2 separate regions of the Homo sapiens genome follow, and region 2 is linked to region 1. Evidence: chromatin loops called from intact Hi-C (ENCODE). Cell type or tissue: Calu3. All regions are shown on one strand. Links, peaks and the distances in the headings refer to the core of each region. The heading gives the core; the rest is flanking DNA.

Region 1 (17,009 bases), core at 4,268-12,267:
ATGTATTTTGCCTTTCCATACTCATTTTAGAATGAGCTTGTCAAAAAATCATGCTGGGATTATGTTGGCAATTGCATTAAATCTATAGATCCATTTGGTGAATATTACTGTCTTTACTATGTTGATTACTCCAATTCCTGACTACAGTATGTCTCTCCATTTATTTAGGTCTTTAATTTTATAAATCAGCATTGTTTGGATTTTACTATATACATCCTATGCATGTTTTCTTAGATTTACACCTAAGTATTTCTCTTTTGGAGGAATTATTCTAAATGATATTTATTTTTACTGTCAGTTTTTAATTACTCATTGCTAGAATATAGAATTATAATTGTCAATTAAGTTGTGACAGATTAATTTCTTTCTGATTCGTATGCCTTTTCTTTTTTTTCATTTTTCTTTTTCTTTTGCCTTATTGTGCTGGGTGGCATTCCAGTAATATGTTGAATATGAATGGTAGAAGTGGACATTCTTGAATTGTTCCCCATCTTAGGAAGGAAGCATTCACTCTTCCACCATTAGGTGTGATACTATGATGTTATCTGTAGGCTTTTTTTTTTTTTTTCGGAAATGCTTTTATGAGACTGACGATATTCTCTTCCTCTTCTAGTTTACAGAGAGATTGTATCATGAATGGGATTAAAGCTTGTCAAATACTTTTTTCTGCATCAAACAGTATAATCACGTGCCTTTGCTTGTTTTGATTTTTAATTTGTAGAATACTTCGATTTTTAAAATATGGATTAAGCCTTGCATTAGTGGAATAAGGGAATAAAGTCCACTTAGTTTTAGTGTATTACTCTTCTTATATGTTGTTAGATTTGATTTGCTAGTACTGTATTGGGAATGTTTGTGTCTATGCTCATGGGGGATATTGTTCTGTACTTTTCCTACGGTAACTGTCTTTGGTTTTGGTATCAGAGTAATGCTGACCTTATAATATGAACTGGGAGTCTTCCCCTCCTCTTCTGTTTTCTGAAAGAAGTTGTATAAGATTAATATTAGTCTTTCTTTAAATATTTGGCATGCTTATATTTTAAAAAATCATGTTGACAGAATTGAGGTGTATATGTAAAGTAGAATCAGGAAGGAGGCCACTGAAGTTATTTTCATGAGAGATAAAGCTGTCTTGGCTAAGTAGATAATTATAGGGATGTAAATAGACAATTATGTAACATATATATGTATACTGGGTAGCATTCCAGTAATATGTAGAATATGAATAGTAGAAGTGGACATTCTTGAATTGTTCCCTGTCTTAGGAAGGAAGCATTCAGTCATCCACCATTAGGTGTTATCTGTAGGGTGCTTTTTTTTTTTTTTTTTGAAAAGCTTTTATGAGACTGAGGATATTCTCTTCCTCTTCTAGTTTACAGAGATGTATTTACAAATACATGTCGATTTGTATGTGTGTATACACACACACATGTAATTCCTAGGACACTTTCTGATGCATAACAGATAGTCAATCAATGTAGTTTTCTTTTTCATTTCCCCTAAGCTTAATTTTCCCCAGAAAATATAGATATAAATCAGAGTAACTCTTTAGATCAGAGGCGGCCAAACTATAGCCTGTGGGCTACCTGCTTCTTTTTGTAAATACATTTTTTGGGGTCACAGCCATGCCATTTTATACAGGTTGCCCATGGCTGCTTTTGTGCCACAACACCAAGGTCGAGCAGTTGCAGTAGATATCATTTGGCCTGCAAGCCTTCGATATTTACAATCTGACAGAGTACCAACCCTGTTTTTGCAAAGTCTCAGGCTGTGGATGATGTAATAATAGTAACATGCAACAGCTTTTAGCAGATATTATCCCACAGAATAAAAGGCAACATCCTTACGATTTCCTACGATGATCTACAACAACCTGCTACTCCACTCTCTGCCTTCCTTAATATGTCTCTGACTTCATCGCTTCTAACTCCCCCATCACCTACTCCTTGTCAGCTTTCTTATTCTTCTTCAAAAATTTAGACACACTTCCTTTTTGGGACCTTTCTTTGGAGATATCCTCTGTCTAGAATTTTCTTCCTTCAAACGTTCCCAAGGGTCATCCCTCATTTCCTTCCTTTTTTTTTTTTTTTTTTTTTTTTGCTCAAATCTCTCCACCCAACTCCACATTTTAGGAAAAAAACAATGTGGAGGTGCTTCTCGTCTCCCCAAGATCCTCTTCTGTTCAGCCAGATGTTTCCTGTATAAATGTTTGGATCTGCCTGTTCATTTTGGTGGGTGTTCTTGCCTTCTTCTCCCACCACCCATGCCACCTTCTCACTCTGCTCCTGGCCTCCAGCCCACGGAGGACTACCTGGGGGTGAGGTTCCTGGGCCTTCCCTCTCCTGCCTTTCTTCTTTCTGTTGGTTGTCACTTCAGCTGGCTGTATTGCTTTTTAATATTGCACCAAAAGTTTTTTAGATAAAATTTAAAAAAAAGGAAAAGGAAAAAAATTGGTTACAATTTGGTTCTTCTAAAGATATCACATTGTTTCTCTTTCTTAAGTGAAGTCCACCTTGACCACCCTATTTTTATTAGATTCAGGGAACTCTAAACTAATCCCTAAAACTTTAGGAATTGCCAAATCCCTAACAATTTTTCAAAAACCCTTTAACATAAGCCAGGTGCGGTGGCTCATGCCTGTAATCCTAGCACTTTGGGAGGCTGAGGCAGGCAGATTGCCTGAGCTCAGGAGTTCAAGACCAGCCTGGGCAACATGGTGAAATCTCATCTCCACTAAAATACAAAAAATTAGCCAGGCATGGTGGCATGCACCTGTAGTTCCAGCTACTTGGGAGGCTGAGGCAGAATTGCTTGAACCCAGAAGGTGGAGGTTGCAGTGAGCCAAGATCGCGTCACTGCACTCCAGCCTGGAATAGAGCAAGACTGTCTCCAAAAAAAAAAAAAAAAAAAAAAAACTATGTACATCAATGCCCAGATTTTGTCATGCCCCAGTATAAATCTAGCGATTTCTATTTGTTTAAACTTCCCCTTTGCTGTACATAACCAAAATTCTGCAAGTAGTTCAAAACCACTCAAATATAAGTTGATGTTAGTGAGAAAATAATTGTTATGGTCTTGATTTTTTTTTCTAGTCATCTTTTCTAAAACTCTTCTAGTGGCAGCTCTAAATATCAGTTGGACTGGTACTGAAGAAAAAACAGGACAAAAAGGCCAGAAGGGTAAGTGCTATCTTTTTTGTACCAAAGGACTATTCTTTCTTACGAGGCCTGAGACCTTGTTTGCCCACTGTAACAATTAACTTTCCTCCTCAAAAACTACTACATTAGGAAAAATATCACCTTCTACCCCAGCTCATCCCTGAATTCTATGATGTTTCTTTCTGAGAATGCCAGCTGAGTGATGACAAGAAGGGAGAATGGAAGATTTGAGAAAAATAAATCATGATTTCATTATCTCAGCTTGGACCTTAAGTTCAGGAGGGCATTGTTAATGTTTCCTGATTTCACCAAACCACCTATTACCATGTCAGCTTCAAACACGGATAGAGTGAAATGTATTGCTTCCATGGGGAGATCACATTTTCCATGAGCTAGTGTATTCAGCTTAAGTCGCATTTTAAAATGTTCAGCGAAAAATGGCATTTAAAAATCCTGACCCATTTAAGAAAGAGAAACACTGTGATTTCTTTAGAAGAACCACATTGTCCAAAGCAGGACACAGTGAACAGGTTTTCTTCAGCCAGTCTGTGTAAACTAACTTGTACTTCTGGAGAAAGAAAATGAGAAGAAAACAGAGAAGCTGGTTGCCAGGGTAACCATGTCCTGATTGGAAAAGAGGAGGTCATGGGGTTTGATATAATTGAAGTAACCCAGCCTGTAGCTGTATTTTCTCCCTCACCTGCTTGAATCAAGGGGAAGGCAAAGTCAGAGAAGAGCTGGAAGGTTATTATTTAAAGTAGGATAATGTGCAGCAGGAGGTCAAGTATTCTTTTTGAAGAGTTGTATGGATAGGTAAAATAATATAATAATCCCTTATATATTAGCGTGAGCACATTGCAACTTACAAACATTTCAGAGCCCGCAGCCCCCTCAGTTGTTAAATTCACCCACATCTTCCAGCGTTCCTTCTCCAAAAGCTCTTCTACCTGGTCCGCTTCAAAGTGAAGTCATAACTCCTTTTCTTACATTTCTCACATATTCCCCCTTCTCTTCCATTCCCACCTTCATTTACCACACTCCACAGCTTGCTTTATCAATTCCAGTCTGGATTTTGGCAGCAGATTACTGTCTGGTTTCCTTGATTCCAGGTCCCTTTGCACACCAACTGCAATCTCTCTCCTCCATTTCCATTAGGTTAAAATGAAATTAGGTAACATATATGAAGTGTCTAGCATGGAGTTAAATAAATGCTATTCCTTATTTTTACAATTCAGTTTAGCAAACTTATCAGACAGCATTTCCTGCAACAAGACCAGTCACTGCTTTGAATAACTATACAACATTCATATGTATATATGAACACACACGCACACACACACAACATATTACTTTATACACACATATATAGACAGAGGGCAACAGAGGCTGTTCAACAGAAATCCATTGATTAACCTCAAGGGATTTGGATTCTCTGAAACGTATGCATCCATACAGGTACTTTTGCTTTGAAACATGAAAACCCCCATTCTCCCAAGCCCAGCTTCAGTTTCCAACCCTAACTAGAACTCCTAGTTCCAATCTCAGCCCAAGCACTCACCCCACAACTCAACCCCAGCTCTGAATCTGGAATCCCAGGTGGTGTCCTCCGTTGTCAATAGAGTTCTGTTCAGCATTCACAGGTCTCTCCATGCAGCCTTGCCCACCTCACCAACCTAATTTCAAATTGTTCAAGACCCATCTCCATGTTCCTGTGCTGGTGACCTTCCCCCAGCCCTGAGGAGACGGGTCTTCCTGCTCCCTTTCCTCATACCCAGTCTATTCTTTGAAGGTGACCTCCAGCTTCTCCCATCCCATGGAAAATTCTCTGACTGTAGTTCACCCTGATTCTGCCTTTTTTCTCTGGAAACAATTTACCACCCATGCTAGGAGTATAATATTGTTATATATACACAGGCAAGAGGGCATGGGACACTATCTAATTAACCAAGTAATTGGGATTAAAGTGTGAGAAAGTGAGTAAAGATGGAAAGCTAAGAGGAGAAGCCTGAGTGATTATTTGCTTGAGGCTTGTAAACCCACTATTGACTTACTTGGTGGCTAGCCTAGGCCAGAGAAAACTCAGTGTGCGTGTGGAGCTCCATATGGAATCAAGCAGCTAAGAAGCACTGAAAGTTTTCTCTGTGCCAAGAACTGAGGTAAGCATTTTATCTATATAGTATCATGTAAACCTCATGGCAACCCCATTAAATGCTATTGTTATACTATCTTTATACCAGTTAATCAGATGAGAACTCAAGTCTGAAATAATAGCTTAAGCAATGTCATATGTGTAGTAAGTGCTGGGGTCAGGACTAAAATCTTATTTTGCATGACTTCAGAATCTATGCTTTTGATTCTGGATCCTGTTTATGCACCTCTTTGGGCTGTATAAATGATGACAGCACTGCTTTCCATTCATAAATTTTTTTTTTTATAAATTCAATCATTGACAGATTTAATTGTCCTAAAAATACTTTCATGCAGAGGTGTCTAACCAATGTCCTGAGCTGCCTGTTTAGGGGCTACCCGATTCATACTGACTTTGGTGATAAGTTTGTGTCCGTTGCCCTCCACAGAAGGCCTTTTTGCCATCTTCTATTATCTCCAATTCCATTCTTATTAAATAGGGACATCTCTTCCTGCAGGTTTTGCTTTTACAGTATTTTGTGAATATGAAGGATTCTGTTATTTTCAATCATTTCTGATCTACTGATCCTGGATGTAAAGAAAGAGCCAAAGGAATTGATGTCAATAAAACTGAGGTCAATCTAGAAGTGTTCAGTGTTCATAGTACATGGTAATTGCCATAAAATCCTCAGTGCTCACAAGAATACTTTAAGAAATCTCCAAATTAAAATTGAAGAAAAGATAGAGACTAAGTTGGGAAATATTATAAAAGGCAAGATGAGAGAACTTGTGTGCTTTTGTTTTGTTTATGTTAATATTACATATAAACCTAGGTAGAAAATACAGCCCCTCTGAGCTAGGATGAAGGCATCAAGAACTTCCCCTTTCAGCAGCCCTCAAGGGAGGGACATGAAGTGGGGAGGATCTGCTTGGCAGGGGTAACAGTTTTATTACTGACACTGTTAGAATGGCTGGTGCATGGTCATAATAAAAACCAGACCTATTTTAGTGAGGTTTACTGTCATTTTAAAATTATCTACAGACAATGTACCTCCTTATTGCCTGTACTGGGGTGTCCCACTCCTCCCAACCTCCCCACCATATGCCACTGCCCATGTAATGCTAGAAGAGGTCAGGACCTCAATATCATGTCCCATGATTACTTGAGCAAGCCAGTCTACATCTTCTGTATAACACAGGAGAACCCAAGGGTGACACATAAACAATGGGCCCACTATGGGTGACAAAGATATGGAATTCTACAATATTTAACATATAAGTTTTAAAAACATTTAGAAATAATTTTCCATGAGAATTTCTACAGTAAACATTCTAAGATTTCAGTATTTTCTTCTGAGTCACACTAATTATTGAGTCTGCTTTACTCTGGACATTGGAATATATGGAAACATTATTGGCGAGGGGTAGAAGGCAAGGAGCAGTTGTCACCGGGAAAGGTTAATTGTGTATTTCTCTTAGTGGAATGATTTAGAGAGTTTAGGAAAAGAGCATGTGAATATAGCAACCTCCCTACCGTATACACTGTTTCTGATCAAAATTAATGAGTTGTGATCAAGTCAGATAAATGAATAGCTAACTAATTTTTTTTTAAAGTTCTTCACTGTTCCCTCCAAGTTGGAAAATGCATCTACTTAAGTACACCAACACAATCCAAGAAACTGTCAGCAGGGATTATCAGGGCAGCCTCTTAAGATTTGACCCATTGCCCAGGAGTCCACACATGACCTTGATCTCCCCGGTCAAACAATGTCTATAAATAATGCACTAAGCATTTTCACATGTGGGGTGAGCAACATTCTTCATATTTGCTCATGAATTCACATTGCTTCTTATGACGCTGCTTCAGTTTTCTGTGTAGTTATCTTTAAAAGGTTGATTACATGCTTTCCTTTAAAATGAGAGCATTGTGTCTGTGAATTTCAATATAAAGCCTAGGGCTGTGAACTGGAAGAGGAAAAAAAATAATAACATTCCAGTAACATCAAGTTAAATGTTTGATGAGTTTGTTTTGATAAAAACAGTTTATGTTTTTACTACTTTACATGTAAAATGAATGATTGCCAATCAGAATAGAGCCATTATTTTTGCATCTCGTTCTTAGATGGTTCTCAGTAGGGCATTCTGGAAGTCTGGATTAGCTGTCCAAGAATATTTTACAGAAGCTAAATTTGTCTCCTTCCAAATCATCTGCAAACCTCCAGGTTTACACAAAAACAATGAAAAGGGTTCTTCATTGTATTAGGAGCTTTTGAGTTGGTTTTGTTTTCCTTCCAGTTATTCTACTCCCTGTTAGTGGGCAATATACATAGGGCTGTGAGCTTTCATCTGACCATCTCCGTCTAGAAAATCCAGGTTAATGTTGCATAAAAGCATAGCCAATCTGCTGGAAGAAACATAGGATTTCAGAAAAGAATAAGCTAATGGCATGACTGAATTCTTTTCTTTTCTCAGAAATACACTTTTACCTTACCACTTAAGCTTAGACTTTTGGCTCTAACAAATTTTCTTTTGTAATGAAACTATATCTATCTGAAAAACAACCATAACAAACAAAGAAACAAAACAGAGACTGGCCCCCGTACCCGCTACACACAAAAAAACTCACAATGCCTGAATTTTCTATATCATTTAACACATTTTTTTCATTACCAGCTTTAATTGTATATCAGCTTTTCTGAATGAACCTTGTACAAAATGAAGGGATTTTATTTGCATGTTTTATTCCATATTGCTATGGACAAGAAAAGATTGTAATGGGGGAGGGAAGATGTAAAATGGACTCTTCAAACTGGGGTATTACTGCCATCTAGTGTGATGCACTGTAACCCAGAGGGGAAGGAAAAGATGATCTGAGACAATCCAATCTGAAATTGTAGGAGTTTGAGGGAGGGAAGAGAGCACTTCTCCGAAGAAATAGCCACCACCCTCCCGCATTCACCATGTAATGAATTCTTTCTCTACAAAAGCATTAGTATGTGGTCAAACAATACAAAGCAGTCTGTTTTGCCCAGCAAAATGGAGAAACCCTGGTCAATTCTAAAAGCAAGTTCTTTATGAGAAGGCACGTCCCAACTGTAAAGGTTGTTAAACGGCAGGAATGATTTATTCAAAGGAGGGATGGCCATATCCTTTGAAAACAGTCCAGATAGCCATATGTCTACTGCTTTCTGTAAGGACAGTCACGTTTGCACAGAGACAGGCAGACAGTCTTGATGGCATCTTTGTTCCCTTTCAAGCTTTCTGATTATATATAACAAAAATAATATTTGTTATTTATGCCCATAAGTGGTTCATAATATATGTGTTGCCCACAGAAATATTATATTACTGAAGCCCCACCATGTAGGATTGTAAAAATTAAACCTAATCACAAACATGGGGCAAGATACATGAAATTCTAGCCCAATACATGTATTTATTTTTGCTTCACATGGCACAAGATATATATATATATATATTACATATATATATATAAGGACGGAGCGATGAGGGGAGTAGTATCTTCTTTCTGTAACCCTCCATAGTCCTCCTCCCCTGCCAAAGTTTTGTTTGGTTCTGGCACAGATTCAGTGAGGTATTAGCTGGTACCTTTGTAGCTAATAGCCAGCACTGATTCTTCCATTCACCATAGGACAATTCTTCAATTCTTTATTTCACTAACTGTAACTCCCACTACCCCCACTAACATACACGCATTATCATTCCCATCCTGCGGGGGTTTGTGATTTTAGAAGCTAAGGACTTTGGTGCCCTGGTTATATTTGAAATCTGTGACTTTAAAAGCTCAAAAGGCAGAAACCTGCAGGGATAATGAGAGCTAATTTAAAGAATCATAAGTATAAAATCTAAGCTCAGAGGAATTTTAAGTCATTACCTATGTCAAAGTAACCTAGAACTGCAGGCTATTTTTGCTGGTTTCAAAAGTGACCTGTAGCTCCAGGTGTCTTGAATTAAAAAAAAAAAAAAAAAAAATCACTCTGTCCTACCCTGGGCTCAGGACACATTGAAGGAGTAAATGCATTGCCAGCCAGGCACCAGGTAGAGAAAATGGAACTAGGAGGAAGTGCCAACATCATAGCCCAGGCTGGCAGAATTTCCAGCTTCTCAGGAAATCTTTTGGACAGAAAAGTGTTAATGGGCTAGAGTAGGTTTCTCAGGTTTTTGTAGCCATCTGTGTTTGAGAGGGGACTTCTGGTAAACTTTCTGCTGGTGTTCTCTTTGCCTGTGCACAAGAAAAGCAATAGTGGGAGGTTAATGCATATTTTATCACATTCATACAAATTGGGGATCAGATTTAACTGGTTCTACATATTATTTTCAGGAGCCAAATAAGGATTAAGCTCCTTTTCACTGGGCAAGGAGAGAGAGGCACAGAGAACTGTTAAGTCTCAGGTCCATGCAACCTAAGGACCTGCTCTTTAAACAGAAATAAGTGTGCCGCAGAGTTGAATATAAAGGCAAATCTATTAATTCATCATTAAACATAGATCAGGAATCAATAACATTTTCATCCTAGCTATGGCAGGATTAAAGTCTGCTTGCCTCATTAGAGACCATAGAATTGAAAACTGAGCTTGCGTAAAAACATTTCACCCCTCCTTTTTCTTCCACCAAAGTCTGAACTCCCCAGCCTCCTCACCTCATTTTTTCCTGCTGCTCTGTATTTGTCTGTTTGCATCTGACATGAATAATGCTGCAACCTGGAGAACATGCGGCCCTCTGGTAAGGCACTCACCCAGCTTTTCTAGGATTAATCACAGACTAAAACACTAAATAACATACTGATATATTAACTCCATTAAAATCTAATTCAGTGGCAATAACTTTTAGAAAGCCAACAAAGGGCTTATGAAGAACAAAGTGAGAAAAGACCAAAAAAGGTAAATCAGTGCTCTAACTGAAAGTAAATCAGAATCAAAGACAAGAGTATGAATTAAAAGAGGCCCGGATGGAGTCCCAATCTGTACTACAAACCCATATATTCTTGCAAGATTTATCCTTGAATCTATATATAAGTGTAATCAAATAATATTGATGTGCTCTCAGCTGATGAGAGGCTTTCAAATGTTAGGACATCCTGTTCAAAAGAGCTAGGCAATGTAATGTTGCCAAAGGGATTTCATGTTTGCTTTCAAAGACTCCTATTCATGAGTTTCATTGTGGATATTCATTAATCCATTCCTTTAAATCTGTCTACATGAAGGACGCTCTTCTAGATCAGTGCATAAAGGAATGAAGAAATCAGGCTATATCCAGGTATCCAAGAACTTGCAGGGATAAAGAACACAGGGAATAGCACTGAAAAACACCCTAAAGCAGCAGAGAACAGGGTATTATTCATTTGAGAAGTACCAAGAGGAGACAATGTGAAGACAGAAGAAGGAGAAGGCCCTCTGCAAGCCCAGGAGAGAGGCTCAGAACAGATCCTTCCCTCACAGCCCTCAGGAGGAACCAGCCCTACCCACACCTTGATCTTGGATTTCTAGCCTCCAGAACTGTGAGACAACACATTTCAATTGTGTAATTCACCCAGTTTGTGGTACGTTATTACGGCAGCCCTAGCAAAATACAGATTCTGGATCTGTATGATTGACTGGATCTGGTGTCTGATGCAAGAAATATGGACGAGATTTGTACCAGCAGCAAGGGAAATAGCATGCCAGGAGGCTGGAGCAGGATGAGCCAAGGACCTAGGTGGAAAGTCACTAGAGACTTCAGAGCACAGTATCCAGATGATCAGAGATACTGCCCACATCATCCCCAAAGGTGCCATTTATATGGCTTCAATCCCGATTTGATACAAAGTGGAAAACCTTCAATCCCAAATTGTTTTTCACTGGAAATTTGCCCTCAAATTTGGCAGAGTTTTGGACAAGGATGAAAAAAAGAACTGGTGGAACAATCAAGATCTTTCTGAAAAGTTTTTTTCTCCCACATTGTATATGGCAGTTGGTTAGATTTAGTGAATGATAAGCTTTTAGATAAAAAATGGGAAACTAAGTAAGATAGGCAGCATTTGATTTCATTTAGCTGCTGTCTCTGTCTTAGCATGTCATCAAGAAACACAAATTAATACAGATTGAATGTAGCAAAATTGAAAGACTAGAAGACGAATATTGTACTTTTTCTTGAGCCCCACAAATTGCCTTGGGGTGTGTGTGTGTGTGTGTGTGTGTGTGTGTGTGTGTGTAAACTTGCCTGGATTTTCCCTGGTCTGGTTAATTTAATCTGGGATACTCTCAAATCCTAGTTGGTAAATCTGCTGAACAATGCTGCAAAAGAGCGTCTGTGTGGACCCATAGATGACGATTCACATTCTCACCAGACTACTCACTAACATTGTGACTTCGGGCTACTTCTTTCTTCTGAACTTCAGTCACTTCATCAGTACAAGTGTGAATTTAAAATACTCGCCTTGCTTATCTTAAAACGTTATTGTGAGATCCAGGTGGTATTCAGTAATTGAGAATGTTTAGTAATAGCAAAAATATGATATCAATAAGAGGTCACTGGGCCACTACACTTTAAAAGCATATTAGAAATTGCTGCCACTTTCAGTTTTTGAGGATCAGTGCATTTTTATCTCCTTCTCGTTGATGGCATCAGAATCATTGTTTGTACTGACCTCGTGTTCTTCAACAAATGTTCTGATGTAAATAAAAAATATGATCTTGATACATAGAGTGCTCAAAGCTATTCAAGAGTAGATCCGTAGCTTTGGGTAAATACCAGAAAATTACATATTTGACTAGAGCAAAAGGAAACAAACAAACAAACAAACAAAAAATCAGTGTTTTATACACTCCTGAACATCAGTTACGTCGCATCAGTCATCAAGGAACCAGGTAATTTGCAGATTGGGTAAAACAAGTCTGGAATTTAGGACGTGAATCCACAAAAGGCATCTTAAAATATGCTTGTGAGGATCCTTTGAGACTTTGCTGAAAGTTATAGAAAAGGAAAGAAACAGATTACACTGAACATAGTAATGTTTATCTTGGCCTCTTTCTGACTCTACACTTCTCCCCTACTAATTCACTTGCCTTCTTTAGAAAGTTGGTGCCTTCATGAGGTTTGTCAGAATTCAGGACATCGTAAATTCTCTGAGACAGTTCTTTCCTATTTATTTATTTATTTACTTATTTATTTATGACAGAGTCTTGCTACGTCACCCAGGCTGGAGTGCAGTGGCATGATCTCAGCTCACTGCAACCTGTCTCCCAGGTTCTAGCGATTCTCATGTCTCAGCCTCCTGAGTAGCTGGGATTACAGGCATGCGCCACCATGCCTGGATAATTTTTGTATTTTTAGTAGAGGTGGGGTTTTGCCATGTTGACCAGGCTGGTCTCGAACTCCTGACCTCAGGTGATCTTCCTGCCTTGGCCTCCCAAAGTGCTAGGATTACAGGCGTGAGCCACTGCGCCTGGCCCAAATTCTTTCCCTTTTAATCTGACAATTATGGCTTGAGAGTCTACTTTTGCAAAGCATCATGATAAGAAGTATTTAAAATGTGGAGCTGGAGGCCAGAGGAAGATGTGTATAAACACAAACATTTCTATGACATTTTCAATGTGTTTATTGTGCTCTAGGTCACATGCTAATACAATATTTGAGGACAGAAAATATCAGGACAATGTAGAGTGCCATGAAGCAACACAGACACCTTTTTTTTTTTTTTTTTTTTTTTTAAGAGCATGATTTGGAAAAGAACTATTTGGGGCCAAATTGTGAATGGTCTGAGGGAGTTTGATTTCTTTCTTCTAACCAAGCCCACTGAAAGTCATTGACACAAAAGCTCATTTAACATTAAATGACACAAAAGCTCATTTAACATTAAATGAGCATGTAAGTTGGTAGTCAAGGTTTCAAAGGATAAGTCATGAGGATTTGCACCCAGAGAATGACAGGAAAAAAGGAACACAAGAGAGCTACAACAGAGAGAATCAACATGGCTTATCAATCGAATGGATGTGACCATTGAATGCATGTGACATGAGAAGTGAAGGATCACAGTAATTCCAGATGATGAACCCAAATGAAGGCAAATCTCAAGGAGAAAAGTTGGTGGGAGAAGCAGAACTAAGCACACCAGCTCTTTCTCAGAAAGGTTCTAATCAAGCGATTGATTCTCCCAGAAAAGGAGGGGCAGAGAGAGGTCAATGGTATCAGTCTAATAGGAAGTTCTACCACCTGGAAATGGAAAAGATGTGGTAGTTCCCCCTACCCCACATGGAAATTATAATATTTATTTGAAACAGATACAATGTAAAGAAGCAGGCCAAACCCAGATCCTTATCCTTCATGAACATTCAAACCTGTACCTCCCTCAGCTTCCCCCATCTTAGTCATCGTTATCTCCACACACACAAGCACTCAAGCCAGAGACCTGGAATTCATTCTTAGAATCCTGTGCTTCCATCCGCAGATACTGTTGATCTCATTTCAAAATTGCATCTTATCCATCTCCATGCCTCTATGAATGGCCCAGGTACAGACCATCATCATGTGTCACCTGCACTACTAGAGTAGCTTCCTAACTGGCCTTCTTGCTTCTCCACAAAACAGCAGGGTTGATTTTTAAAAATATAAATCAGATTGTGTCAGTCCCTTCTTAAAATCCTCCAGAGTGAGCCTCCAAATTCTAACCACAGCTCATCAGGAGTCAGGTCGTCCGGATCCAGCCCTCCCATGCTCAACCTTCGTCTCCTGCCATTCTCCTAGCTGCACACTGAGACACAGTCACACTGGCCTTCTTTCTCTTCTCAGTGCCAAGCTCCTCAGGCCTCAACAAGCTGGCACTTTCTACCCCTATTCCCTTGAATGCTTTGTCATGGAACTTTGAGAGGCTGGATCTGACTTATAATTTCAAGTCTCTGTTGAAATGTCATTTCCTCAGAGAAATCTTTTAGGCTTCACAATCTCTAGTAAGTCCTCTGTCTCACCGCTCACTCACTTTCCATATCACCTTGTCTTATTGTCTTTAAAGTATTTATCACTATGTTAAAGCATCTTGTTTATGGATGTGTTTATCATTCCTCATTTTCCCCTGTAGTCTCGCCCCACAGCAAATTAGAAGTTAATTTGCATGAGAGCAAGAGCCTTTGCTGTCCTGTTTTACATCGTTGATGCCTAAATGAAAAGAATGAAAGAAGATGGAGAGATCTGAGTACAACCATCAAGTGAAGGCGTAACCAAGGGAGGCTTGAGCATACACGTAGACAGAGGGGAGGAATCTTGTGGAATAGAAGAGGATAGAGACACAGAAGAGAGGATTCATTGGTGAAATGAAGCCTCATGCATGTTAATGGGTAAATAACTTGAGTTGAGATTTATCCCGGGAAGACAAAATCCAGTTCTTTCACTCAGCTAGGAAACACCCCTGCATCCCCTTAGGAATCTGCTCTCCTTTAGAAGCAATTATCTGACTTTGCTGTGGCTGAAAAACAACACTTTGGCCAAAAGGAAGTTTCTCATTGATCAACCCTATAGCTTTAGATGTCCCTGACACTGGCCCTCAAATTCTCAATGTCTGGTTAAGGACTAGTCATAACAAAGAAGATGATTTCGTCTTAACATATGCACAGAGAACACCTGGGCAGGGCAGAGTTCCTTAGCTTAGTTGAGCTGTTAAATTTGGAGGTATGACTTTAATAAGGATTTTATAAGTAAACCTAAAAATTGTGTGGGCCAATCACCACCCTCTACCCAACCTATTTTACAAATGATGTGCAAAATTCAAGAGGTTGACTGAAACTCTTCCTCCCGATTTATGATTGAAGACTGTTCCCATTCCTCATGCCATGCAGAAAAAGCCAAAAACTTTGCTTTTGTCTATCCTTCTTCCTTCTCTGCCAAAGAAGGCATAAAAATGTGCTATAAGCTCGTGTTTGGGATGGGGGAAATTACTCCTGTGGAGGTCTCCGGAATGACATGAGTATTTCACTTCAAATTCAGCCAAACCTGAGGAAATGCTTTGCCAAGTTTCTCAGGTCTCAGTCCTTTTTCTTGGTGCACTGAGTCACATCTCTTTCCAAGTTTACCAAGAATACGTCCCCTAGTAAAGGCAGAAAACAATGGCAGGATGGTAAAGCCAATCTATCTGTATATGCAGTGCAGTAATAAAGCTCTCTGGTTCATTTTTCATGCCTAAACCACCTTTTAGAGTTTTCAAATACAGTGATTTCTCTTTGTTCTTAGCAGTTGAAGTTCTGCATATGATACAGCATTAAAACAAATCTTTCATACATTTCCTTTGTCACCTGCTCGGAATCTTTGGGAGATCAAGGCTTCTTTCTGAGCACTAGGAAGTGCCTCCTCTCTCTAAGGAAACACATCAAAGACAAAAGCCCCCTCCTCCACAAATAATGAAAGAAATCAGAATATAAGCCAAAACTGAAATGGGAATGTGAGATGCTAAATGCATTAGTCACGTGTTTGTTTTCAGAGCACCTCATTTCCTGTGGCTTCTTCTCCCATGACTGGTTTCCACAAGGTTGACTAAGACCAAAGAGTGACACCGTAGTGTGATGTACTGGGCTGTCCCATTTGTCAACTTTCAATTGCTCATGAAAAAAGAGAGTTAACTCCTTCACCACTGCCTCCTCTTTTCTCTTCCTACCCTTCTCAGAATACAAGAATTTCTTATTATCTTAGAGATCCTTGCTGCTGCTTTCTTGTGACGTTTTGTCTACTAGAATCTAATTGAAAAGTGCTACTGTTCCTCATCCCATTTTATCCCCCAGAAAACTGGCAGTCTTGACAATTTTCTGACATTTCCAAACAGCTCAGGCTCTTCCTGCCAACTCCCAGTAGCTCTCTAAACCTTTTTAATCCCATAGAATGCAAACTAATCTACTGAGAGAAAGGCACCAGGCCTGGTCTGGCAGCTGAAGCTAGGAATGTCAGAGTGGGGAAAATGATAAATACACCTGCCACAGAGAAAGGGAGAGACACAGCCAGGCTCAGCAACACAATAAGGTTATTTAATGTACAGAGATAGGCAGGACACTCTCCAGTACCCTCGAGTGCAAATTGCATGGAGGTGATTTGTTCAGAAATAGAAATGACAGCTATTAACAATGTGCACAGTCTCGAGGTGGCTGTGTTAGGGAAGACACAGAGATAAGGGGCAGAAATCCACCTGTGTCCCCTCAGACCACTCTCAGTTTTCCTCTGTTTGTTCCAGGGTTACTGAAGTCAGTAGCACCTTGGGATCTACATCTCCATGCTGTGGAAGGAGGGGAATGGCTGCCTCCTAGATGGGAACCACTGGATTAAGTTAATATCAGGCTGCTCCAGAAGCAACGAAGTGACTTTGAGTAAAAGTATCTTTCTGTGCTCTCAACTCATCTCTGATCAGGAGTGGTGTGCTGGGCAAAGCATTGAGTTCAGAGTTAAATTTGAATTGGAATATTGTGAAAACATTTCTACCATCTTGTTTTTTGAGACTAGGTCTCACTTTATCATTTAGGCTGGAGTGCAGTGGGGTGATCTCGGCTCACTCCAACCTTGACCTGCCAGGTTTAAGCTATCCTCCTGCCTCAGCCCCCCAAGTGGCTGTGACTACAGGTGCACAACATCCCTCCCAGCTAATTTTTTGTATTTTTTGTAAAGACGGAGTTTCACCATGTTGCCCAGTCTGGTCTCAAACTTCTGAGCTCAAGCCATCCTCCCGCCTCAGCCTCCCAAAGTGCTAGGATTAAA
Region 2 (17,009 bases), core at 4,928-12,927, 210 kb after region 1:
GGGTTTTGTTCTGTATGGGCCTAAAATAAACCAGAAAAATCAGAGGGCCTTAGGGTGGGAGGGAGCAGGAGGAGTAAGAGTTCAGGTTTATGGTCTATTTCTGTTTGGTTAGCTCTTTGGCTTTTTGAATAAAAAACTTCCCAGGGATTTTAAGGTTTAAAGTCTTCATTATCTCTAATTTTAAAGGGTCATTTATGCTGATAATTCTTAAATCTCAACTGGAATAAGAAATTCACTCGTTATCTCAATATAAATGTCATCTTGGTAAAGTGCATTACATAAAATCAAAGTGTCTTAACTCTGACACACCAGATCAGCTGAGTTAAGACAATGGCAACCAGTGAAGCGGCCTATTTTGAGTGTAGTTTTCCTTCATATTTTTTTATCTATGTCTCCTTTCGAAAAATATAAAAGTCTCACAGACACAGTTATTTGAAATACCACTAACGCAATGAAAAACAAATCAAACACTGGGAATGTTTGCTTTTATTTTTTCCCAAACTACACATTCTCGTTTCCCCATTCTGACATTTCCCCAAATCTACCACCTCCTCCCAGGACTGTGTGATCCCTATTGATAACCAGTAATTGTTTTCATGTAATCAGAAAATCTGATCTCTAATCTCAAGCACTGTTTTAACTTAGCTGCCTCCTGTGCTTGCATAAGTTACTTATTCTCTCCAGATCTCAATTTTTCCATCTATCAACTGTGGATGCTATAACCTGTCTTTTTATCTAACAGGGTTGCTGAGATTCAAGAATGACAACAAATTTTAAGACACTTTGTGAAATAGAGAACAATAGGAGTTATGATGTAAGGCCTTCAACTTTGTCATTGAAGTATAGCTAACACACAAAGTCCACATCCTACCCCAAGAAGGAACAGTAGAGCTTACTCACAGTGTCCTTTACCTCTGGGCATCTCAAAAGGACAATTGAAAAAACTGTAAATGTGCTCATTGCTTTTGAGAGAGTCACAAAGTTTAGGGCATGGCTTAAGCCCAAGAAAATTAAGCAGCCTGTGGAAGAGGATAGAGATGATTGCACTGGATGTAGCTAAAGATGGCAAAGTGTTTGCCAATGAACAGATGTAGACCTTGAAGGAGAAGAAGACAAGGTGGGCTGCTCTTGCTTCCTGTATACTAGGATCACAGAGAGGGATGGTGTGCCGGAGGTCCAGACGTATGTGCTAAGTTGCTAACAGCTGCTGAAAGAACCAAAATAACCACTGGAATAGAAATGCAGCCTCCCAAGGCAAGACTCTCCTTGACATGCACAGTCCCCAGCAATGACTGTCAGCAACAGCAAATGACAGCATCCCAAGACGTAAGAGATGAGTTTTAGCCATCTACAAGACCTAGAGAAAAGAAAACCAGATGGCCAAGTAAGATTGCCCTATTCCCTTTCCCAGTCCTCTCTTCTCACACTTAACATTGGTGGATCTGTAATGTGTGCTTGCTAAAGCTGGAGGAGGTGAGGAGGTGAGGAGGTGACTGAGAAGCAGGCAGAAACCTATCCCAGGGCCTTTTCCCAGGCCAGGCAAACACCAACCTAAAGTTAGTCGAGAGTAAGAAATCCTTTTCAATAAAAACTAAAGCATTTATTAATATTTTGGCCTGGACACATTCTACTTACTGAAGCACACTGTATTTAGTGACTTAAAGTGATTATGGATCTTTCTAGGTAAGAGTAGTCACGTGGTTTACCCACATTTCCATCCTGAGACAGAAGATAATTATGCACCTGCCCATTTCACCTTGAATAATTTTAAAGGGATGAGAAAATAAAATTGTTTCTAATTATCCTTATTCAAGGTAATGGTTATACATATACATACTGGCTACAATGCTAACTTCTGGCATATTCACTACTGATGGCATTTTAAAAATAAATTGTGAACCTCAGGAAACAACCTGGGTGAGATACGAAGCTCTCAAATTTTTAAATAAGCAGCCACTGGGCACTTATATTTTACAAATAATCCTATTAAATATTATCAGGAGACAAGAAAAGAGAAGACAAATCCTCTGCTTTTGGATTAGTTTGCAATACAATTGTAGTGTTAAAACATGCAATGATATTGCAAGTTGTAAATAATTGCACAGTGACCTACTAGCTTACCCCAAATAACAGAGTGCAGTAAATCTGTGTAAGAACAATCAGTGAAAGGATCTTGGTGTTCCTTGGAATGCCAGTGTTTATGCCTGTGTTTGACTTCTCCACCCTTTCCAGATCAGAAAATAGGGATTCTGGAGCAGTGTCTCATTCACTTTTTATTTAGCCCTTTTATTTCCAGCCCACTGAAGTGCACATCCTGTAACTCATGATGCCCAAAACTCAGGAATTATCTCATGCAATCCCCCTTAGTTGCTCTGAGAGTCACTGAAGGCGGACAGGTGGGAGAATGGAAATTAAGAATGCAGACCCACAGACCTTTTCTAGAACAGGCATCACCAGGTCTCTTTGTAAAGAATGCTAGGTAGGCGTCTCATACAGAAAGATGGCATGAATGCTGGCCCGCTTAGGACAATGGGGAGTCCATTCATAGAGAAACTCTCTAGAGAATAAAAGGTCATTTAGTTTATAGGTTGAATCGTGTCCCCCCACAAAATTCATATGTTGACATCCTAATCTCAGCATCTCAGAATGTGAACTTACTTGGGAATAAGAATTCAAATAAGGCTATTGAAGATGTAATTAATTAAAATAAGGTCATAGTCAAGTAGGTGAGTCCTTAATCAAGTAGGACTGGTGTTTTTATTAAAAAACGACTGGTGTTTTTAGATGAAAATTTCCCAAGTGTAGTGAGAGATTTACACTTCCAGGTCCTGGAAGCTCAGAAAGCCCCAAACAGATACAATGCAGACAGGGTCTTCTCCATAGCAAATTATCATCAAACTGTCTAAAGTCAAAGACAAAGAGAGAATTCTTAAAAACACCAAGAGAAAAGCTGGAAATCTCGACCCAGAGACACGAAAACAAGGAGAATGCAATGTGAGGGTTGGAGGAAAGCTGCCAAGAAACTACCAAAAGCTAGAAAAGAAGCCTGGAACAGATCCTTCCCTAAAGCCTTCAGAGGCACCATGGCCCTATGGACACCTTGATCTCAGACTTCCCATCCCCAGATCAGTGAGACAATAAATGTCTGCTCTTCAAGCCACTGTGTGGCACTTTGTCATGGCAGGCCTAGCAAACTAATACTACCTACCCTTTCTAAGAACCAGTTTACAAAAAATAATAAAAGTATTTCAACATATAACTTATAAAGCAGAGAAATAATACTTCAAAATAATACAATAATAGAATCTAAGCCCCAAGAAAAAAGCAGACATATTTAACATGTACGAGTACTTCAAACTCAAGTATCAATAGAAACTAAAATAAAAAGGAGAACTTTTCAGCTCTGAAGTCTTTATATCTGTATGACATCACATTTAAATGTTCTATTTACATATCAGTCTGCCTCACTAGTCTGAAAGTGCCTTAACAGGGACTCTGCCTTATTTACCTTCATAATCCTTGCACATTGTACGGAACCCCAAACAGTTTCATGAGAGATTCATGACAGGGTAATAATCATTAGTCTTTCAAGAGTAAGTGATCATTATCAGGAACCTAACCACCAATGAGGAAGCATCATTTCAGCTAATCTGTGACCCTGAGCCATGCTTGTGTATGCATTTCCTTGTTGTCATTTAAATTCTAAACATGGGAAACTGTTATGAATTTTAATCTACCACATGCAAGCGCAAACAAAATCACATTACTTTATTTTCTATAATAAAGAAACTTATTTTTGACTCTAAAGTCCTGTCTCAATGATGGGGAGAAATTCAATTGCATTCGAGTGCTAAGAATGCTTCCTCTTGCCCTGGCATCTCACCAAAAATGGGAATGGACCTTGCCCTACAATGAGCAAGAGGCCGCTGGCATCCGTCTGTCATGGTTGCTCATTACCCAATGGCTAAGGTTTCCTTAGCTGAGGATAACTCTTCATCTATGTCACTGTTGATTTTTCCAAGGCTGGGAGCCTAGGCCTGGAGATCCACTGTCTTTGAGTGCACCTTATAAGCATTCACGAGCCCGAGATCCTGAGCAGAAGGGAGCTAGGTCTCTTTCTATACCCTAGTTAGAAAATCATTTTCAGTCTTCAGGCCTCTCCCTCTCTCCTAAGAGCCGCTTCTGTTCTCACCCCCCAAGCACTCTCCTATCCTTACCCTAAAGGGACAAGCCTGCAGAATGCCTCTCTCAGGCCCCTACATGTAGAAACTTAACCAAAGTCAGTCTTTTTCTCTGAAAGGAAAGTCAGAAGGAAAGACTGCTTCTCACCAATTGTTTCCTTAGTAATTCTCCCTGTCATATACTTTGTATCTGTTTGCAGCTCTCACTTCCAAACAAAGCAACATTTTCACAGATATTAAACTGGCTATCAGTTAGTGAGACTCTCACATGTACCCTCATTTAATACACTTTCTTTCCCCTTCCAAAAGGGGAAAAAAAACAAAGTCAAGTTTCCTTGAGTATACCAAGATGGTTACAAAGAACGACAGTGACTGGACTATTTCACTAGACTGTGAGATGGATTTACCCTAAGAAGCAGCAGAGAGTTATTGCACCCTCCTCAGCTATTGTGGTAGTCGATTTTCATATCACAGGGTTGGGGAGGAAGGTCAGTGCATAAGGGTTGGGGACTTACATTGGGAACATCTTTCACAGCCCAAACCAAAAGCTGCTCACCAGATGTGTGCAGCTCTGACGGCACCACATCCAGGAACACACTCCATATAAATTGCAGCTGCCTGAGTTCACATGAAGTAGGAAAATCAATTAGAGGAAAGCTGAAACAGAAATTGAGGGAAACCCCTCCAGTCTCTGTTTAATATTTCTCTACTTTTCCTTTTTCCTTTAATCAAACTTTGATGAATCCAGCTAACTTTTCCATACCACTCACTGTCCCTGCTTATTCACTCAATGTGTGTGTGGGGGGGGGGGGGGGCGGGAGAATAAAATTCCTTAGTTCTTTCATTTCTCAATGGGTCCAGCATTGTTAATTATACCTTGACAAATTGACCCTAATATATATATCCAAAAACTATTAGAAATGAAGAGTTTCAAGAATTACTTCTGGACTCTTCTTAAAATCTGCAATATTGTATATGTGTGTGTGTATACACATGTATTCCTACCTATATGCACATGCACACAGACCCTGTTTCAGGACTGGCGTGCAAAGAATCGGCCCCATCGCCCATTTTATTACTGTTTGCACATCTGGTGCAGAGCAGCAGTGAAGGCCTCAGTGTCTGCAGCAGCTCCGGCAATTAGCTCTGAATGAAACAGTCATAAATAGTAATTAGCCATTCCCTCAGTCATGTCCCAAAGCCTTTAAAAAAATCCTCAGAGAACTCAATGCATTCTTTTCTAAAGACCTATTATAAGCGCACCACCCACTCCACCGTCATTTCAGAGAAGCTAAGAGCAAGAGCAACATTCCAGCTGCCCCCCAGATAGCTGGAGTGCCAGTTCCTGACGGGGGATCAGCGAGGGGAGGCAAGGAGAAAGGGGGCGGGGAGAGAAGGTGCTGCAAAATCAAAGGTCAGTAAAACATTTACCAAGGTGGGGAGCTGTGGGTCGGAGGAACAGAGAGTATTCAGCACAGGAGGATGCTGGGACCGCATCCTAATTAAGGTGGAATGCCTCCTACCATGCCTCACCTCTGCTTCAACTGTGAATTGAGATGCTGCGGGAGAACCTCATTAATTCTTTCTTCACTCATGGGTGAGCTCTCTCAGCCTTAAAATGATGTCGGTGGATTTCACATCACTCCTTCAATGGGGATGTAACAGCAGAGAACCTAGCATGAAGGCTCATATTCATTAAGCCCTATCTCCCCTCTTAAAAATGTGGATTCTGCGGCCCTGACAGGCATACGTATGTGTTGTTAGGGAGTTTGCGATAGTGACAATTAAGACCTGTCATCCAATACACAGACATAGTCCATTCTGTGATGTGCTGAGTAGCCTTGATGTGATCATTCTAATTCACACAGTCAGGGGTCTGGAATGGGCCTTGAAAGCTTATCTGGCTTATTCCCTTGGCTTCAGTTATGTCTCTTCTATTCCATTTCAAACAGATTTATGTACAACAAAACTCGTGAGCTCAGCCTTTTTGTATCAACCATCTAGACCCTGGTCTAATCATTCATGGGGTGCTTAATAAGAGTGTTCTCAGAAACATGGATCGGGCATTACCAGTGACCTGAACAATGACGGGCAGCATTTCTTCAATTGCGGAGGTGCTATCCTGGTGCCTAACGTAAGGCATCTGAAATGTAAACCTAAGCATCTTTTCCAACCCTGTCACCCACTTTACACTTTTAGTTCTCCAGTTAGCCTGAATGTAATACTTATCATTCCCTGAACATATATTTTCTCTATGTGCCTCCACACAACCACACACACGCACGAACACACACATGCACACAGGCACGCACACCTTGTTAACAATGCTCTCTGCTGTTGACCCGCTCCATCCTTCTAGAAGCAGCCTGATATAATGATAAGAGGTTGAAGCCAGACAGTTGACCTTGCTATACATGAGATGTGTTGACTTGGAACTGCTCCTTGGTCCCTCCAAGCCCGGAGCTCTTAACCCTGGCTGCACATTAACATCACATGAGAGGTTTTCAGCAACAATAACCATAACAGCAACTACTACTACTCTTTTCACACCAGACAGCCCCTCATATTTACAAAACAGGATTCAACTCCTTCTGTAAACAAATTAAGCCCTTACAATAAAAACACAACTGCTACTTGGGAGGCTGAGGCAGGAGAATGGCGAGAACCTAGGAGGCAGAGCTTGCAGTGAGCCAAGATCGCGCCACTGCACTCCAGCCTGGGTGACAGTGTGAGACTCCGTCTCAAAACCAAACCAAACCAAACCAAACCAAAAAAAACCACAACTGCAAAATATCTTCATTTTCATAAAAAGAAGTAAAAGAAATATGCTGAGACCCTGCTGCAGACTCCTGAAATCAGAAGCTCTGGGAGTGGGGTCCTGGCGTAGGTATGTTTGTAACAGTTCTCCCTATGATTCTCTTGCAATGTGCACTCAAGGTCCAGACCAGAGTTTAAGACTTCAGTTTTGTTCACCTGTAAATCAGTGATCATAATGGCCTGCTTCCAATGGTTATTGTGAATTTTTAATTCTACAACATGGGTAAAATGTCTGAAACATATCAATATATAATCAACTAGCTGTGATTTTGTTATTACTACCCATTTTGCTTTCCACATTATCCAGCCCTCTCTGGAAGCTCTATTGCAGTGCAATATATGTTATGAGTGTGCTTGATTAGGTTCTGAACTCCTTAGTGTGTCTGTCTACCTAGCACTGGCCCAGCATCTGGCACAAAAGAGCATCAGCATAGTGAATGAACCATTCTTCTACCGGAATGTTCCCCACCTTTCCTCCGAATATACAAATCAATTCATCATTCAAGGTCTAAATTTCTCACTTCTCCCCTCAGCAAACTCCTGTCCATCACTCCTTCCCATCAGAACTCAGGTCTCTTACAGTATAGATCATTCACCTGGCAACTAGTTATAACTGATCTTATAATAGCCCTTCCTTTATGATCTTATATTATTTTAACTCATTTAGCTATTTTTGTTTGTATCTTGTCTCTCCAAATAGACATTATATTTTTAATCTATTTTATAGCCCTCATAGGGCCTAACATGATATGTAATATGGGGAAAATATTTAAAAAATTAAAAAAATAAATAAATCCTCTGATAAGGGGAGAAAATAAAATTTCCCTCAATTTGGGTGCAAATGGATTGAATTGGGATAGAAATAGTGATGTTTAACAATCTTGAGCACACATTTTAATTTCATGATAATAAGTTGTACTTTCTTTGCTGGTAAACACATGGTGACTGGTAACTGCCAAAAGGACAGTAAAATGCTACAGCAAATTCACTGAGTTTGGAGATATAGGTTCTGGTACCAGTGCTACTAATACCTAACTTGAGACCGTGAGCAAGTCAAAGCACCTTTATGGCTTTAGGTGCTGTTAAAAGGCGAGGGTTCTACACTGATCTGTAAGATAGCTTTCAGCCTTTACATTCCATATTTATGACTAAGATTTTTAAATGCAAGAGTGCAAAGTTCTAGACATGAAGGACTTTTCAATATATACCATGATTTCCCCTGAGAATGGACGACAGAATTATGCAAACATGAGAATTCAAGGAAAGAAGGAAAATCTACTGTGGCTAAGAAAAGGGAGACAAGGAGTTTGGGATGAAGCCTGATTTGTGGGTCTCTACTGCCCTCCTCAGAGAAAAGGATGGCAGTGGGGTGGCAGGCACAACAGTGGGGAGGGAGAAAGAGCCTTTTTCTGCAATCGAGATTTACAGAGCATGCATTTTCTAGAAAAACAGGTTTCAGTGTGGGTTAACTATTTCTCAGATAACAATACACCTCTGAGAGTCACATGTACTAACTTAAAGCTAATTATCTTGATAATGACTGAAACCAACATTGATGAAGCCATTGCTATGTCTCAAACATAAAAGGGACTCTATTTAGTGACATTACACTTGCCTATCTGATGACTCTTCTAATAAGTGCTTCCAGTTTTTTATAAAGCTACCAGTGGCTCCTCACACTTTTGGGTTATTAAAGGCCCTCCCAGGTGGAAGGATGCCTATAGAGGCATCTTTCTCTCCCTGAGGTTCCCGTTCTCCTCCCTGCATGAGGGGAGGCTGAGCCCTTTCCTGCATCCTGCCTTTACTCCTACCACCCGCTAAGCGGATTTCCTTCCCAGCCCACTTCTCCACACAAACCTAAGTCAATTACAAAGCCCACGTCCAAAATCACTACTCTATGAGACTTCCTCTCACCCCTCCTGTCAAAATCCATCTTTGGAGATATTCAATTAAACCACTTAATACAGATGATTGAATATAAATATTCACCACCCAGCACCATCCCCAAACCACACAAAAATGAGAGTAAAGGAATAAAAAGTCAAAACACAAAAGAAGAAAAAGAACAGGACAGAAGATAGCATCATACGAGAAATTTTATCTCCAATAAAAAGAAGAGAGAGCTCTGTCAGTTTAGTGAAAAAAAATTGTGGTAAAAAGCACATTTTTAAAAGGGTTATTCTCTACAGAAAAAAATATATATCAATAAAGTGTAGTCAGATAATATATTAAGTAGTGATAGAATGTGAGAATTAACAAAACAAAACAAAACCCTAATATGGCCGGGCATGGTGGCTCATGCCTGTAATCCCAGCCCTTTGGGAGGCCAAGGCGGGTGAATCACGTGAGCTCAGGAGTTCGAGACCAGCCTGGCCAACCTGGTGAAACCCCATCTCTACTAAAAATACAAAAATTAGCCTGGCGTGGTAGCAGGAGTCTGTAGTTCCAGCCAAATATTGATGTTGTTGCTTTTGTTACATGTCTTTAGGGAGACTTTTTAAAACTAACTACCTATAATTTCTAAGTGAAAAAAAAGGTTATTTTTAAAGGCAAATAGAAAATAAACTCATCACTACTTTCTATCCTATCAGACCTTATTAGACCTTTGTTTGTACTTCTCTTACCAGTTTCTATGGTATTTTGTATTACAGGTGTGCACTCTGCCTCACAAAATGACTGTCAGCCCCTTGAGGGAAAGTATCATGCCTTTCAGTTTTACATTCCTTGCCTGGCCCACCCCCACCAAGGGCTATCAGCAATGCGAGCACATATTTTGAGAGTTGCCATATTGAGAGGGTAGCTGTTATTAGAAGGACCACAATTGTAGACATAGAGTATTCCTATGCAACAAAGATTTATATTATGCAAGACACTTTGAGAAACAGTAGGCGGTATGGTATGAAACGATTAAGTTTGTAAACCAGTAGCTGTCATTTGCCAGTTAGTATAAATGAGTTGACTAGGTGCATTAGGTGAGGCAACATATATATATATATATATATATATATATATATATATATTTTTTTTTTTTTTTTTTTTGAGACAGTGTCTTGCTCTTTCTCTCAGGCTGGAGTTCAGTGGCACAATCTCGCTGAATGCAGCTTCCGCCTCTCAGGTTCAAGCAATAGTTTGGGTCTGCTGATATCAGATATGGCTCTAGCTAAGTTAGACTATGGAACCAGCTATGGGCCCTAAATGAAAGACAACAGTTTTGAGTTTGAGCAAAACTCAAATGCTGAATAACTGCCTTCTGGCAGATTCAAACGACAGTGAGTATCACTTCTCAACACATGGGATAGAATGGAAGTTTTTCTCTTAGGGACTCTAAATTCTCTTTTTTATCCTATTTCCTATTCTCACTCACCTTCAGAAGTGAATTCTACCTTTCTCTCAGGCTGGAGTGCAGTGGCACAATCTCTGTTCAATGCAGCTTCCGCCTCTCAGGTTCAAGCGATTCTCCTGCCTCAGCCTCCCAAGTAGCTGCAATTACAGGCACCTGCCACCATGCCCATTAACTTTTTGTATTTTTAGTAGAGACGGGATTTCACCACATTGGCCAGGCTGGTCTCAAACTCCTGACCTCGAGTGATCTGCCTGCCTTGGCCTCCCAAAGTGCTGGGATTAAAGGCTTGAACCACCGCGCTCAGCCACAATACATATGTACTTTTGTCAGAACTCAGAGTAACTGGAAAATAATGAAAGTATGATGTAATGAATTCACTTCACCCTCAAAAGATCCTGATTCAGCAGTTCAGAGCTATGGCTGTGAGATCTACACTTGTGTAAAGCTCATCAGAATATTTTAATGCTGCTGTCAGGGTTGGAAATCACTACAGGTTTAGAATTCACTTCTGAAGGTGAGTGAGAATAGGAAATAGGATAAAAAAGAGAATTTAGAGTCCCTAAAAGAAAAACTTCTATTCTAGCCCATGTGTTGCGAAGTGATACTCACTGTCATTTGAATTTGCCAGAAGGCAGTTATTCTGCATTTGAGTTTTGCTCAAACTCAAAACTGTTGTCTTTCATGTAGGGCCCATAGCTGGTTCCATAGTCTAACTTAGGTAGAGCCATATCTGGTATCAGCAGACCCAAACTATCAAGGCAATACAGTTACGTGAAAGTTGCTAAGAAAACACCGTTTCCCCTAGTCTACACATTTTACAGACATTTTGGGACATAGACACTGTAATTTCTTTCTTAATCCATGAATAATTATGTCTTTTAAACAAGCTGTTCCTAAGAGTTCTATAATAAAATCTGTAACTGCTAGCCCTAAAACATTTGCTCATAGCTGATACTTCAATACAACTTAAAATGAACTCCAGCCTCAGATGTAAGGATTTATGTGGTATTCTGAAATATTATGCTGTCTAGTCATCATATAATGACTGCATGGCCAAATAAACATTTGAATAACTGCTCAGTTGCTCTACTAATCAAACTAATGAAAGTTAAAGCAGCAATAGAATATTTTTTCTACCCAAATGGCAAATATTATTAAACTTATAGTACCTAGTGTCAATTACATGCACAAAAATTTATACAAGTTTTTTTTGTTGTTAATAGTAAAATCTAGAAACAATCTAAATGTCTCACAATAGGAAGATGATTAAATAAATGGACAATTATTCAGGCATTAAAATGAAGAAACAGTTGTCATAGAATTTTTTAAGGCAAAGTATGAAAATTGATATATAACATTCAGCAGTTTTATAAAATATAAACATTTATATATGAATAGCATATCTATCTCTATATGTAACAATATAGCAATATAACTATTTCTGGATGATAATAATATTGGCAATTTTTATTTTTTATAACTTCTCATGGTTTTCCACATATTGCACCATTAAAATGTGTCATATATTTTTAATTAAAAAACAATAATATTACTTGCTTAGTAATACAACCTCATGGACAATAGTCATCAAGTAAGAAAAGCAAATGCTAAAGACTATTGCCTTAATTCCAGAGAGACTTTGAGGTCTGATTCAATTAGGGAGAGAAAAATCATTACTTTTTTTCCCTCTGAGATGTTTTCTATATGTTGTCAGAATTGGAGGTAAAATATACCATGTGGAACACTAAATCAAGAAAAAATAGATCCATTTTAAGAGGGGGTGTTTTGAACTTATTATTATAAGTGCACTTATTCACAGCACATTAGGCTTTAATAATAAAACAGCACCTTCCTTTCTCCGTGCCTGATAGTTTTCCTGCTCTGTCCTCACACTTCTGAACAGGAAAATAAATCAAATTATGCCAACAAAAAGCATAGTATTCTCCAAAGAGAGGCCCTGTGTCCCTCCCTCCCTTTATTCTATATTGTGCTTGAAGAAATCACACGGGACCCTCTCATTGAATCTGTCTACATATAAACCCTTTGGAAATACCAGGCAGCCTCCCCTTCCCCAAATCACGTACAATTCCCATTAATGTTAATAGGAGCTATGTGGAGGGATGAGGAAAAACTATTCCCCATTATCTTTTATTACATTTTTATTTTATGAACTGGTCTCTTTGATGATAAATCAGTGCTACTACAAAACCATAATTCTTTGGGGAAAACCTCCACGAAATGTCCCTTCTCTGTGTTATTCTGATGCTGTCAAAAAGAAAAATTTAAAAGACGAAACACAAGCCTACTGTTTTTGACATGTAGTAACTACTGTACTGTGGATGACATCCCATATAAAGGGCCAACTTTATTGTTCATAATCAGCAGCAACTGCAGTTTTGCTAAAAAGAAAAAAAAAACTGCCTGAGGTCATTATCATTGTATTTTACAAACAACCATCCAGCAGCTGGCAATTAGATAACCCAGAATCAAATCATGCCTACCATTAGGTATGCCTCAGAAGCCCAAATGCTTCAGAGTCATCAGTTGGCAGAAGTCCAGTCATGGCAACATGGCCCTGCCTTGTGGCTGGCCACACTGGAATGGCCTTAATTGTGTTTTCTCTAGAGAAGTACGAGGATTCATATCTTTATTCTCTTGATCTTTATTATTTCCATACTGTTGATCTAATACTGCAAATATATCATTTTCTGTATACTTCTTTTTATATGAAGCCCACCCTTACCTCCATACCTCTGTTAAAGTAACTCCCTAAACTGAAAATATCTTGTTTTCTTTCTCACCACGAGCTCTTTTCTCCACGAGCTCTTTTACCCAAATATTCTGGCCCACATTGTTCTTTTCCCCTTGCCCTCACCTTTTTGTATTATTATTAAGCTATATTTTTAGAGCAGTTTTAGGTTCAAGGCAAAATTGATCAGAGTTTCTCATGTACTTTCTGTTCCCACATGTAATACAACCTCCCCCACTATTGACATCCCACGATGACATATCTTTTACAATCAAAAAACCTATATTGATGCATTGTTATTATCTAAAGCCCATAGTTTACACTAAGTTTCACCCATGCTGTTGTGTATTCTATGGGTTTTAAGAAGTGTACATTGATGTGTATTCACACAGTACAGTATCACACAGACTAGTTTCACTGCCCCAAAAGTTCTCTGTGCTCTACCTGTTCCACAAAATCATGTACTACGAATCATATAGTCTTTCTAGGTTGGCTTCTTTCACATAGTAAAATTAAATTTGTTCAATGGCTTTTCATGGCTTTATAGCTCATTTCATTTTAGTGATGAATAATATTCCATTGTCTGCATGTATCATAGTTTATTTATTCAGCCACTGAGAAGCATCTTGACAGCTTCCCAGTTTCATCAGTGATGAATAAAGCTGTGATAAACATCCATATGAGGGTTTTTTTGGGGACATAAGATTTCAGCTCATTTGCGTAGATACCAAGAAGCACAATTGCTGGATATCTGGCCAAGGGTATGTTTAGTTTTGTAAGAAACTATAAAATTGTCTTCCAAAGTGACTGTACCATTTTGCATTCTCACCAGCAATGAATGAGCGTTCCTATTGCTCCATATCCTCACCAACGTGGGGTGTTGTCAGAGTTTTGGAATTAGGCTACAGTAACCAAAACAGCATAGTACTGGTACCAAAACAGAGATCTGGACCAATGGAACAGAACAGAGGCCTCAGAAATAATACCACACATCTATAACCATCTGATCTTTGACAAACCTGACAAAAACAAGAAATGGGGAAAAGATTCTGTATTTAATAAATGGTGCTGGGAAAAAAGGCTAGCCATATGTAGAAAGCTGAAACTGGATCCCTTCCTTACACCTTATACAAAAATTAATTCAAGATGGATTAAAGACTTAAATGTTAGACCTAAAATTATAAAAACCCTAGAAGAAAACCTAGGCAATACCATTCAGGACATAGGCATGGGCAAGGACTTCATGTCTAAAACACCAAAAGCAATGGCAACAAAAGCCAAAATTGACAAATGGGATCTAATTAAACTGAAGAGCTTCTGCACAGCAAAGGAAACTACCATCAGAGTGAACAGGCAACCTACAGAATGGGAGAAAATTTTTGCAATCTACTCATCTGACGAAGGGCTACTATCCAGAATCTACAAAGAACTCAAACAAATTTACTAGAAGAAAACAAACAACCCCAACAAGTGGGCGAAGGATATGAACAGACACTTCTCAAAAGAAGACATTTATGCAGCCGAAAGACACATGAAAAAATGCTCATCACTGGCTATCAGAGAAATGCAAATCAAAACCACAAGGAGATACCATCTCACACCAGCTAGAGTGGTGATCATTAAAAAGTCAGGAAACAACAGGTGCTGGAGAGGATGTGGAGAAATAGGAACACTTTTACACTGTTGGTGGGACTGTAAACTAGTTCAACCATTGTGGAAGTCAGTGTGGTGATTCCTGAAGAATCTAGAACTAGAAATACCATTTGATCCAGCCATCCCATTACTGGGTATATATCCAAAGGATTATAAATCATTCTACTATAAAGACACATGCACACATATGTTTATTGCAGCACTATTCACAACAGCAAAGACTTGGAACCAACCCAAATGTCCATCAGTGGTAGACTGGAATAAGAAAATGTGCCATATATACACCATGGAATACTATGCAGCCAAAAAAAGGATGAGTTCATGTCCTTCGCAGGCACACGGATGGAGCTGGAAACTGTCAACCTCAGCAAATTATCGCAAAGACAAAAAACCAAACACCGCATGTTCTCACTCAAAGGTGGGAATTGAACAATGAGAACACATGGACACAGGAAGGGGAACATCACACACCTGGGCATGTCGTGGGGGTGGGGGGAGTGAGGAGGGATAGCATTAGGAGATATACCTAATGTAAATGACGAGTTAATGGGTGCAGCACACCAACATGGCACATGTATACGTATGTAACAAAACTGCACGTTGTGCACATGTACCTTGGAACTTAAAGAATAATTTAAAAAAAAGGAATTTGGCTAATGTAATAGACATATAGTGGTTTCTCATTGTAATTTGCAATTCCCTCATGACATATAATGTTGAACACCTTTTCATATGCTTACTTGCCAGCTGATACAGTTTGGCTGTGTTCCCACCCAAAACTCAACTTGAATTGTGTCTCCCAGAATTCCCAGACCCAGGGGGAAGTAACGGAATCATGGGGGCCAGTCTTTCCCATGCTATTCTTGTGATAGTGAATAAGTCTCACAAGATCTGATGGGTTTATCAGGGGTTTCTGCTTTTGTTTCTTCCTCATTTTCTCTTGCTGCTGCCATGTCAGAAGTGCCTTCCACCTGCCATGATTCTGAGGCCTCTGCAGCCATGTGGAACTGTAAGTCCAACTAAACCTTTTTTTCTTCCCAGTCTTGGGTATGTCTTTATCAGTCGCATGAAAATGGACAAATACACCATCGGTATAACTTCTCTGGTGAAGTGTTAAGGGGTTTTTGCTCATTTTTTAATCAGGCTGTTCATTCACTTATTGTTGAGTTTTAAGAGTTCTTTGAACATTTTGAACAGTCCTTTATCAGTTATGCCTTTTACACATATTTCCTCCCTGTCTGTGGAGCATTCTCCATAGACTTATATTGTCTTTAGCAGAGTGAAAGTTTTCTATTTTAACAAAGTCCAGTTTATCAATTATTTTTTTCATGGATCATGCCTGTGGTGCTGTATCTAAAAAGCTATTCCATATCCAAGGTCATTGAGGTTTTATGTTATCTCCTAGGAGTTTTACAGTTTTGTGTGTTACATTTAAGTCTATAAACCATTTTGAGATAATTTTTGTGAAGGGTCCAAGGTCTGTGTCTAGATTGATTTTGTGTGTGGATGCCCAGTTGTTCCCACATCTATTGTTGAAAAGACTACCAATTCTCCACTGAATTGCCTTTGCCCCTTTGTCAATGATCAATTGTCTACATTTCATTGTGGGTCTATTTCTGAGCTCTCTATCCATTGACATATTTGTCTTTTTTTTCCCCCCAACACCACACTGTCTTGATTACTGTAGCTTCAAAATCTTTAAGTTAGGTAATGTCAGTCCTCTGACTTTGTTCCTCTCCAATATTCGCTTAGCTATTTTCTGCATTTTCAACGTCTCCATATACATTTTTGAATCAATTTCAATATCCACAAAATATTTGTGTGGTTTCATTACTATTGTGTTGAATTTATAGATCAAATTGGGAAGAACTGACATCTTGATAATACTGAATGTCTTCCTATGCATGATTGTGGAATGTCTCATTTATTTACTTCTTTAATATCTTCATTAGAGTTGTATAGTTTTTATTTGGACTTGATATATGTTTTGTTAGCTTTATAATTAAGTGTTCTGTTTTGCAGGGAACTAATTTTATATTCCACTTGTTCATTATTGGTAGATAGAAAGATGCTTGACTTTTGCACATTAACTTTGTATTCTGCAACACTGCTAAAATCACTAATTAGTTCCAGGAGGTTGTTTTAAATCTTTTTTTTTTTTTTTTTTTTTTCCAGATTTCTTCATAATCAAATTATCTGTGGACAAAGAAAGTTTTATATCTTCTTTCCCAAATAACACATTATTTTCTGTTTTATTGCATGAGTT

The links. Peaks named below come from ENCODE experiments on the same cell type or tissue, not always from the same donor. Only the 100,000 strongest peaks of a DNase experiment are listed, where the experiment ranks them.
Region 2: a loop joins it to region 1, with 3 times the contacts of the local background. A loop is called at or near these places in 6 of 110 quality-filtered maps.

Annotation. Positions count from the first base shown.
Region 1 is chr6:23,438,488-23,455,496 of GRCh38, forward strand. The region is part of intron 4 of LOC105374976 (a long non-coding RNA gene); the gene reads right to left. LOC105374975 (a long non-coding RNA gene) reads left to right here. Exons shown (of 3, transcript XR_001744048.2): 2 at 3,093-3,179; 3 at 14,359-14,435. It overlaps LOC124901276 (a long non-coding RNA gene), which reads left to right and starts at 14,513. Exons shown (of 2, transcript XR_007059506.1): 1 at 14,513-14,614; 2 at 16,492-16,650. In Calu3, for the core only: no CTCF peak of the experiment used is centred there; a DNase peak (open chromatin) is centred at 8,124.
Region 2 is chr6:23,651,006-23,668,014 of GRCh38, forward strand. No RefSeq gene overlaps it. Among named protein-coding and RNA genes, the nearest start is that of NRSN1, 470 kb to the right of the region's middle. In Calu3, for the core only: a CTCF peak has its summit at 8,348; a DNase peak (open chromatin) is centred at 8,356.